Linked DNA regions of Homo sapiens: region 2 is linked to region 1. Evidence: chromatin contacts called from ENCODE Hi-C or POLR2A ChIA-PET data. All regions are on one chromosome and are shown on one strand. Each heading gives the region's core, a stretch centred on a gene start or an enhancer-like site at or near the end of the contact. The rest is flanking DNA. Distances are from core to core; before and after follow the strand shown. Region 1 overlaps CKAP2L (cytoskeleton associated protein 2 like). Region 2 has its middle 30 kb from the start of AMANZI.

Region 1 (5,055 bases), core at 1,454-3,953:
TTGAGTGACAGCTTATGCGTGAGAGAAATGAATTGCTGAGTTAGTCATCTCAAAAATAGAGGGATGTCTTAGGAAAGCAAGTGTCAAGTAGCATATAGTGAAGTGAAAACTTTCCGAGAAAAATAATGCATAATCACGAATTCTATTTGAAGTCTGAAGTGCTGGCCACGTGTGATCTTAGAATCTTGGTGTCTGCCTTCTCGTGGGTGGGCGCAACCCAATGCTGCCATTACCCATTTGTAAATTGTTTTTTAATTCCATTCTCCTGATTTTGTCTGTAGTTGAAAGTATTTAATTATACTCTATCTATACATATCATATACTTTAGCAGCTTGACTATGTTTAAAAATAAATAAAACCACTCTCCCTTTAATTGAATTTCAGGAAACAACTAGAAGAATGGCAGAAATCTAAGGGAAAAACCTATAAACGGCCTCCTATGGAACTTAAAACAAAAAGAAAAGTAATAAAGGAAATGAATATTTCATTCTGGAAGAGCATTGAAAAAGAAGAGGAAGAAAAGAAAGCACAACTCGAACTGTCCAGTAAAATTAACAACACTCTGACAGAATGTCTGAACCTCATCGAAGGGGTAAGTGAAGAAGATAAGCTCCTCCAGCTTTGGCCCAAAGTCTTATAATTTTTAAACATATTCCTAAATATAATATAGGAGAGATAGCCTTCATCTAAGTAGAAATTTAGCTACTCTTGTAAATACAGAGTAATAATAATAATGACATGCCCATAAACAGTGTCTTTTGTGTATCTGTGCTTTTATAAGCACTTAGCTAAGATTATCTCACATAATTATCATAACCACTGTTACTATGACCACTTTACAAACAAAACTGAGGCACAAAGAAGTTGGAAAACTAATCCAAACAAACTGGCTCCAAAAGGAACTTTGCTTTCTTTGGGTATCAAGTTCTGAAGAGTACACATTTAACATTGAAACTGAGGTCAGAAGGCAAGTTTCTGTGTAAAGTTGGAGTATTCTGAATACTCTGGGTAGCTACAAATAGTATTTAAATTTTATCTTGGATTCTGCAGATAAGGATAAAATAGATGGTAGGCAAAGAGTATGATCCTTAGGAGAAATTTTTCCTGAAGGAAAAATATATTAATAAAAAATGATGGAATAAACTTCTAAGATCCTTGCCTAGAGCAAAACTCATTCAGTCCTTTGGCTGGTAATGTTGAACATCAGCAAAAAAAAGGAAAAGTTCAGTTTAAGTCTACTCCAGGCAACATTTTCACAACATCCAGTTAAATATTAACTATTTCTCCTTGTGGAATTGAACTTGAGTTCTTTTTCTTATCCTCTTTTTTTGTTGTTGTATTATTTAAAAATGAGTACCTTTTTATTATTGAAATCATTTCAAGTAATGCAGATAAATGATCAGCCCTCTCCCTCTACAAACATACATACTTAGGCATCCCAAACTTCTCTCTGGAGGTGACCACCATTGCCAGTCATTCATTCTGTTTTCATGCATGTCCATACAGTATAGGTATGTCGAGAAATGAAGTATTATATTTTTGTGAGTTGCAATTCTTTTATTCACATTTTTGTGTACTTTGGTTGTCTTTTCTTGTGTTTTCCTAGTACCAATGTTATGCTGACTTAGGCAGATGAGTTGAGTATTTTCCTTTTTGCCCTATAAACTGAAAATAGTTTGTATGACATGAGAATTATTTTTATTTTTTGAAGGTTTGATAAAAACTTGCCCATAAAAATCATCTGGACCGTGTTTCTTTGGAGGATAATTTTGTATATATCCTCTCAATTTGTTATGGGGTCATTGTTCTAGAGTTCATATATCTTGAGTCAACTTTAGTAATTTTGTGACTTTTTAAAGGGATTTTTTCTCAATCTTTTTAAAAGATCTCAGGTTTTATTGCCAAAGATTTTTTCTCATTAATCTTTTTAAAAGACCTCAGGTTTTATTGATTATTTTTTCTCTTGCATCAATGTCTGCATCTATTTTTATATTTATTGCTCTTTTCCTAGCTTTTTAATTGAAACCTTAGATCATTTAAAAGTGAGTCTTTCTTTTTTTTTTTTTTATAAATATGTTCAGTGCTATAGCAGATTTGCCTCTGAATTTTACTTTGGTCATATCCCTCAGATTTGACTAAGTAATACTCTTTATCAGTCAGGATCAAGTCTGAAAAACAAACCACAGAAAGAATGTAATTGGTTACACAGTATCTTATGTGGGTTCTCTAGAGGTGGAGCCTAAGAGGAGAATCCATGTGAAAGTAGTTTATTAGGAAGACACTCCAGGGAAAACTGGGAGGGGAGTGAAGTTGTAGGATCAGAAAAGCGAATCCATGGACGGTGACTCTGGCACAGCCCCACAGGGGAGCTCTGGAGACAGTGTAGGTCACATCTCTCAGAGTCATCCTGATCAGAGGCAAGGGAGCTACATTGTTAAAGCTTCCATGGTCATTTATTCATGGCTGCCTCGGGCGGACAAGAATTGTCAGGCACTTCTCACTCTCTGGGCACATACGAGGGAGCACAGATGCTGGCTGTGAAAGCACGCGGTAAGCCTGTGTGCACAAGATGCTGAAGGGATCAGAAGGAGTGTGGGTGCTACACACAGGGCTGACAGCACACAGGAACCTGAGGTAATGTGATAACTGTAGGAAGCAGCTTGTACCCACTGGGTCTAGGAGAACAAAGAGAGGTTAGGGTATCAGAACCAAGAAGCAGGAGAGACAAACCCTGGTAGAAATGGGACTCCAACTGTAAGGAAGGCATACTACCCAGCAGATGATGGAGGAGAGGCCCTGCAGGGCTGGGGCTCAGATTTTGAGGAAAAGATGCTATCCATTTGGTGCTTCTGCTCTGAAGCTGCACAGGGAGGTGGGCTCTGAGGGGGAAAAAAAGATGCTAGAACCAACTGTTACTGCCAGGGTGAGGGACCGTTGCTGGGGTGATGAAAGCAAATAGGAAGAAGCAAGTGTCTTCCTTCTCCATCCCTGCAGCCTCCCTCTCGTGCCCCCTGCTGGCAGAGCTGAGCAGGGAGCTGCTGCCCAGCAGAAAGTTTTACAGAGTTTTATCCCCAGCATCACAAAGCAGAGGATGGGGTTTGGGGCCAATAGACAAAAGCTTCATAACTGACATATCTTGTCATTGTTCATTTCTAAATAGCTTGAGATTCCCATTTTGAGTTCTTTAACCCAAAAAATATCTTAGAAAAGTATCTTTTAATTTCCAGATGTGTAGATTTTTTTTTTCTGCTGTTAATTTCTAATTATATTGCATTGTAGTTGGTGAATGTGGCCTATGTGTACTCTACTTGATGGATTTTGTTGAAATTTTCTTTGTGGCCTTAATATCTGATCATTCTTGGTAAATGTTCCAAAAGTGTTTGAAAATAATGTATATCCTATTTGTTTATTTGATCTATTGCTTTCTGAAAGAAATATGCCAAAGTCTGTCACTGGCACTGTGATTAATCATTGACAATTTCTCTTCATATGTCTGTCAATTTTTACTTTCTATTTTTTAAAGTTATGTTGTTAGGTACAGAAAGATTCATGACTTGCTTTGATTTCTTTTGTCTGATTAATCTTGCCACACCTGCTTTTTGTTGTTAGAATATGTCTGGTAGCTCTGGTAGCTCTTTTTCCATCCCTTTACTTTAAGCCTTCATGGGCTGACTTATTTTAGGTATGTCTCATATAAATGCACACAGTTAAATGTTTTAAACAAATTTGAAACTCTCTGCTTTTAAAAAGCAAATTTAGTTCGTACACATTTATTATGATTACTTGTATGTTTAAACTTATGCCTGCTATTTTATTTTGTAATTCAGCTTACATGAATTATTTTTTCCTCATTTCTGTGTTTAATCTAGTTTTATTTCATAAAATAATACACTGAAATGAAAATAAAGTGATAGATGTAAGCTCAAACATGATTTGCAGAATATATATCATATTCTTCTTGCAGTTCCTTTTTTCATTTTTTTTTTTTTTTTAAGAGACAGGGTTTCACTCTTTTGCCTAGATTGGAGTGCAGTGATGCCATCATAGCTCACTGCAACTTTAAACCTCCTGGGTGGACCCAAGTGATCCTCCACCTCAGCCTCCTGAGTAGCTAGGACTACAGGTACACACCACTACACCCATTATAGTTTACATTTTTTTGTAGACACAGGGTCTCACTGTGTTGCCCAGGCTGGTCTCAAACTCCTAGCCTCAAGCAGTCCTCTGCCTCAGCTTCCCAAAGTGCTGGGATTACAGGTGTGAACCACCCACTGCACCTGGCCTGCAGTTACTTTTATTTCAAGTCTTTCATGTGAATTCTAAAGTTTACTCACTAGTGACTTTATGATTTTTGAATGGCAAACCTTTTGAGTCTGTATTCTTGTGAAACTTGTTATTTGCCTTCATGCTGGAATCATAGTTTGGCTGGGGGAAATTTCTTAATTTCAGCTTGTTTTCCCTGGAAAAATTTAAGTGACTGCTTCATTTTCTTTCTTGCATCTGGAGTTGTTGATTTGTTAATGTCTCACGTCAGTCTGATTCTCATTCCTTTATAGGTAATCCTTTTCTTCCCCCTCTCTGGAAGCTTGTACGATTTTCTTTTTATCTTTGGTTTTCTATTATATTTTTTTCTCCCATTCATCCTGCTTAACTATCTGAGAGCCTTTTCAACCTGAACAACTGTTTCTTTGTTCATTTCTTGAAATTCTTCTTCTACAACCACTTTGTGTGTTGAACTTTTTTCCTTCTAGAAACTCTCTTAGATGGATATTGGAGTTATTGAGTAATGGATATATCCTTCAGAACTCTAAATGTTGTTTTCATACTGTTCACTTCATTGTTTTATTACACTGGTTTCTAGGAGGATTTCACAGCTGAATTTTCAGCTCACAGATGTATTCTTCAGCGCTGTCCATGCAGTTGTTCTGCCTTTCTGTTGGTTATTTTTCATAACAGCCCATTCTAGTTTTAGGATAGCAATACTCTCTCTTATCACTCTGAAGATATTGACTGTGATACTCTTAAAAGTATTCCTCTTTGCTCCAGTGTTCATTC
Region 2 (5,334 bases), core at 1,761-4,260, 120 kb before region 1:
GCAGTTTTTTTAATTCACCTATAATTTTAACAATTTCTTTGTTCATAATTCCTTTTTGCATCTCAGACCTTCCTTAGGAATTGTTTTCCTTCTTCCTAAAAACTGCATTTAAAAGTCCATTTAATGAATGCTTGTTGGTGGTAAACTCTCTCAGTTTTGTTTATTTGAAAACATTTTTATATTACCTTCATTACTTTTTGTTAATGTTGATATTTTGTATAAGGCAGCAATTTTCACCCTTTTCACCCTTATTCTTCAAAGATAGATTAAATACGCATTTTGAAAATACTGTTTCACTGAATTTGGTTTCCATTGTTGTTGTTGAGTAGTCTGCCATTGTCATTTCTTTCTAAGTCTGACTTTCTTTTTTTGCTGATTTTAAGATCTTCTCTTTGTCTTTGTTGAGTATTATTATTACAATTTGTTCATAGTATATTTATTTATCCTCCTCAGTGTACATTGTTTTCTCTACTGGTAAAGTCATAGTTTGTGTTGGTTCTGAAAAATTCTCAGCCACCTCTTTAAATATTGCCTTGTTCATTCTCTCTATTCTCTTCTTCCAAAATTCCAGTTAGACCAATGTTAATTCTCATTCTACCCTCCCTATAATTTAACCTCTTTTATAATTCCTGTGTACTTTTGTAAATTCCCATTTTTTCTATCTATGCTGAATTCTGATTTCCTCAGAACTACCTTCCAGTTCATTAATCATTTCTTCAGCTATTTAACCCATCCACTAAGATATGTATTTCAACAATTATACTTTTTTACTTATAGATTACTTCATTTTTTTAAACCTGCCTAGTTTTATTTTTAAATTATGCCTTTTATTTCCTTAGATGTTTTCTAAATAATTATATGTTATATCAACCCTTCCCTTGACTAAATGTGCAACCTTAGACAATTGACTTTATTTCTCTGCTGTGTTTCCTCATCTGTAAAATAGGAATAATTATTGTACCTCCTTCATAGAGATATCGGATTAAATGAGTTACTGTGTTCGTACCAGACAATGTCTTATCAGGAAACAGAAACCAGTCTGGCTATTTCAATCAGAGAGAGAAGTACACACAGGGAAGTCAGTTACAAAATTAGAAGTGGAGGAGCAAAAACGGGGAAGATTGTGGGACCCAGAGATCAGGAACTACAGAAAGCTGCTACTGCACCTGCAGGACCCAAGGCTCCTCTGAGCTTCCACAGAGCCATGCAGCCACTCCAGTAGCCCCTGGTCATCTACTGGCCACTGTCCCTTTAGGAACCTTGCTCGTCTCAGTCCCATGCCTTTAACTCCACACTGTGAGAAGGCTACTTACCTGTGACTGCCACTGTTACTGCCCATTTTGCATGTGCTGCCAGAGGCACAGCCAAGAACAGAATAGCTGCCTCTTCCTTTCTACCTTTTAATCTAGTGCAAATTAAGAGGGCACAGTAGGAGGGTGAGTGTGAAGCTGAGTCGGTATCTGGCACAATGTGCAAAATTCTTAGAACCCAGCACACAGTAAGTACTAGATGCATGTTTGCCATTGTGGCAGTTTTATTCTATATTCAGGAATTCTAACAGCTGAAGACTTAGAGCATCCCAGCTGGTGGTTATTGTTTCTGTTTATTCTCATTCACGTCACTCATGAATTTGTTTATTGCTCTGTGTGTTTGGTGACCTTTGTCTGTGAGCTTGTACATGATTGATCTTAGTCTGTGGGAGTTGTACTGGCTGAATTGGGGAACTTGCCTCCAGAGAGGATTTGTGTCTGCTTCGGGTGGAAGGGCAAGGAAATGCCAACAACCTGAGACCACTTTATTCTGCCTCAAAGGCCCCGGATTGAGGCAGGCCCCTGGGTTCAGCACCCGCTCTTGCCACTGGCACATAATTAAAGAGGCCCATTGATTGCAATGCTTATACAAGTGTTTTCCCTCAGAGAGGAAGACTGCCTTTGACGTGTGTTTACCTGCCGCTCACCACCCTTCCTACTTAAGCCCACTTGGAGGGGGTAGGGAGAGGGGGACAGAAAGAGGATTTTAAGAGATCTCCTTTCCTTGCTGTTCATCCAGAAATGCATTTCAAAATGTGTTTTATCTAAGCCTTACTCATTTTGAGTAAGGAAGACCCTGCAGTGTCTACATTCAACCATGTTGCCAAAAGCAGACATCTGTATTTTATTCAATAGACAAAGGAGGAACCATTAACCAATGGGGGCCAGGGGATGATGGGACCCAATCTCAGTTTTAGAAAGAAAACCAGCAATAAAGCAATCTGATTTTTTTTTTTTTGAGACGGAGTCTCACTCTATCGCCCAGGCTGGAGTACACTGTTGCAACCCCAGCTCACTGAAACCTCCGCCTCCTGGGCTCAAGCAATTCTTCCACCTCATCCTCCCAAGTAGCTGGAACTACAAGCACGCACCATCACACCTAGCTAATTTATTCTTTTTGGTTGTTTTTTTTTTTTTTTTTGTATTTTTGGTAGAGATGGGATTTCACCATGTTGCCCAGGCTGATCTCAAACTCCTGAGCTCGAGCAATCCACTCACCTTGGCCTCCCAAAGTGCTGGCATTACAGGCATGAGCCACTGTGCCCAGCCAAGCAATCTGATTCTTAAGTTAGTTTTCTATGTCTTTTAAAATAAAAGTACAAGAATCATCATCCCCAGAAAGGTATGTGAATGGCAATCACATTCAGATTTTCTAGAAAAGTCCAAATTTCAAGTATTTAACCTCATACTTCTCACATATGTATTTGTCAGAACTCTAATCCTAATTTGAGCTTGAGCAGATACAATCACTGTAAATATGGTCTTCATCAAAAATGTAATACATTGGCATTCTGGCTTATTAATCAATTCCTTGTGAATCTGAGTATTGTTACTTAGACCACAAAGAATTGGATCCCTGACAGTTCAGTAGAAACAAGCACTACCTAGGCAAGTAATGCTGCAGGCAAGCATTTGAACAGTCGTGGCCTCATAAAGGGCAGACACACCCCTGGCAGCCAGCCAGGCTCATTAACAGCAACCCAGAGACTTGCCGAGGTCCTTCTAAGAATCTGATTTCATGAGTCACGCTCCATGGGCACACCCCAAATTTCTGTTTGTTTTGGAAAACTCAGTTACCCTTTACAAAGAATAACTCCTATAAATGATAATGAGAATAATTAAAGCTACATGTGCAAAAACAATTAACTTATTACTGATGCTATCAGCGGATGTTGTCAACTAATAAATCTGTCAAGTTGGCAAGTGAAGAAAGGTGGCATGCTTTCAAACATAAATATAAAATGTTTAAGGAAGAAAAACTGGTAGGCATAACCGCGCCCAATTGTACTGGTTGCATTTCAAATGTCCTGGTCGCACTGATGCATATGCTTGACATGACAGGCAGCACCAGGAAGGAAAGGGAGAGGGCTTGGAAGGAGGAGGGTGCAGCCCCAGGATGGGTGGCTGGAGTGAACTGGGAGACAAAGGCAGGATTTATTTCAGAGGCAGGGCCCACAGAACACTCATGGATAGGTGGGATGTTGAGGGAACAGGCAGAAATCCAAGAGAAGGACTTAGATTTTTTACTTGAGCAATTGGGTAACTGGAAGAACATTTGGTAAGAACTGAGGAACTGGGGGAGGAACAGGAATATCAAGAGTTCTGTGTAGGACATGTTAAGTTGAAGGTGCTTACAGGATAGCCAGATGAAGCATCAGGTGTGCAGTCAAAGATATGAGTCTGGAGCAGCACATCCTAAGTCACCTCCTGCACCAACACAGAACTTCCAGGCCACTCACTTGAGCTCTCCCAAATAGTTTCCAAGTGTCATTATGTTAATAACCTATGAGCTTGAACACCAGATTCAAACCCCACTGCATGGCTTTTAAAGACCATCTCAAGGGCTTGACACTCCAGGGAGCCAACTAAAGATGCCTGGTCCTACCATCAACCTCCACCCCATTTTTTATAGAAAATGTTTCTACCTGTCCTAAGGCAGGGTCCTGCCCCACTCCCAGGCCCCTTTAGATCCCCAATATTCCTCCTCCCTGAACCAAAACCCTCATCATCTTCCAGCATGGGTGGGGCCTCCATTCTTGCTTCTGCTCCCCTGAGCAGAAGCAAGTTTCTCCCAACTTGACCTGATTCTCCTCCTAAGTACCAGTCACTGCTTTGTTTCTGGAATGAGAGAAAAAGACAGAGTGAGAGAGACAATCCAGAACTCTTGCTCACTCACAGCTAGGCTGGGCATCTGGGAGGATGGCTGTGTCCATGGGAACCTGGGAAAAGCCACACCCTTGGCACCCTGGTCACCCACCTGTCTCCCTGGCAGATTCCGCACTGCTCTCTTGCACCCTCTACCAGGGCTAACCGGCCTGCTCACTCTCCCCAGCATGTCTTCCCACGCCCACTCTCTAATTATTACATTCCCTTCACATAAACTGCCCTTCTCTCCCAATCACCACATGTTCACTTCCCACCCAGCTGTCAAAGTCTGGCTCAACCTCATTCTTGAAAAGGAAAAAACAAACAAACAAACAAACAAACAAGCAAAAAACCTATGATGGATTAAGAACACACTTCATTCCAGGAACATGCTTATCTCCTCTAACTCTCACAACAACTACAGCAGGTAGGTGTTATCACACCCATCTCTCAGGTGAGAAAACAGGCTCAACGAGTGCAGGAGGACACAGCAAGTCAGTGACAAAGCTTAAATTCAAGCCCAAGCCTGTTGGCAACCAACGTCTGTACCCTTGATAGCTACCTCATTTACCACCAAATCCAGTGGCCTCAGGCCTGGCTGCACACTGGGATCACCTGGTGCCCAGACCACATCTTAGACCAGTCATACAGAATCTCTTGGGCTGGGATCCTCCACGGTACATTTTAAGGGTCCCCAGGTGAGTCCACCATGGACCCAGAATTGAGAACCACTACCCTATACCATCTCCTTCTTCATCTCTTCTAAGGCATCTCTTACTCGCTGTGAACTCCCATACCACTTTGTTCAATCATCCAATCATTCATTCATTGAGTCAGTTAGTCAGGAGCTACTCACTAGTCCCCTGCCAGGTCCTAGTCATGACATAGGGCTCTGGGGACCAACAAGAAGCAGGACCCATGCCTCCTGCTCTCATGGAGCTTGCTCTGCAGCAGAGGAAGCAGTCAGTGAGATGTAGCAAATGTGAAATGTGCACAGATGGGAAAAGCAAAACTTTAAAACTTTTAGGACAAAATACACAAGAAATCTTTGCAACTTTGGGACAGGAAGGAACAACATTCCTTACACATGACACCAAAGGAATCAACCATAAATAAAAAGGTGATCAATTTGACCTCATTTAAGTGTTAAGCTTTTTTC

Evidence for each region. Hi-C counts contacts between places; a loop is a spot of excess contacts on that map. ChIA-PET counts read pairs that join two places held with the same protein, here RNA polymerase II (POLR2A). Pooled maps may share reads with other maps.
Region 2: a loop to region 1 is called in a map of gastrocnemius medialis, with 2.1 times the contacts of the local background. The contact joins two enhancer-like sites. A Hi-C loop is called at or near these places in 11 of 168 maps with a recorded cell type or tissue (DLD1, GM11168, GM12878 and 8 more) and 2 of 50 pooled maps. POLR2A ChIA-PET finds 5 or more read pairs at or near these places in 4 of 52 experiments (GM12878, Panc1, activated B cell and 1 more).

The regions. Positions count from the first base shown.
Region 1 is chr2:112,747,804-112,752,858 of GRCh38, reverse strand. CKAP2L (cytoskeleton associated protein 2 like) reads left to right here. Exons shown (of 9, transcript NM_152515.5): 5 at 385-592. Among named protein-coding and RNA genes, the nearest start is that of CKAP2L, 14 kb to the left of the region's middle. RefSeq lists an enhancer at 2,805-2,854. Within about 2 kb of position 2,703, at least 4 of the 41 ENCODE cell types and tissues checked have a DNase peak (open chromatin) inside an H3K27ac peak, as active enhancers do.
Region 2 is chr2:112,867,392-112,872,725 of GRCh38, reverse strand. No RefSeq gene overlaps it. Among named protein-coding and RNA genes, the nearest start is that of AMANZI, 30 kb to the right of the region's middle. Within about 2 kb of position 3,010, at least 7 of the 41 ENCODE cell types and tissues checked have a DNase peak (open chromatin) inside an H3K27ac peak, as active enhancers do.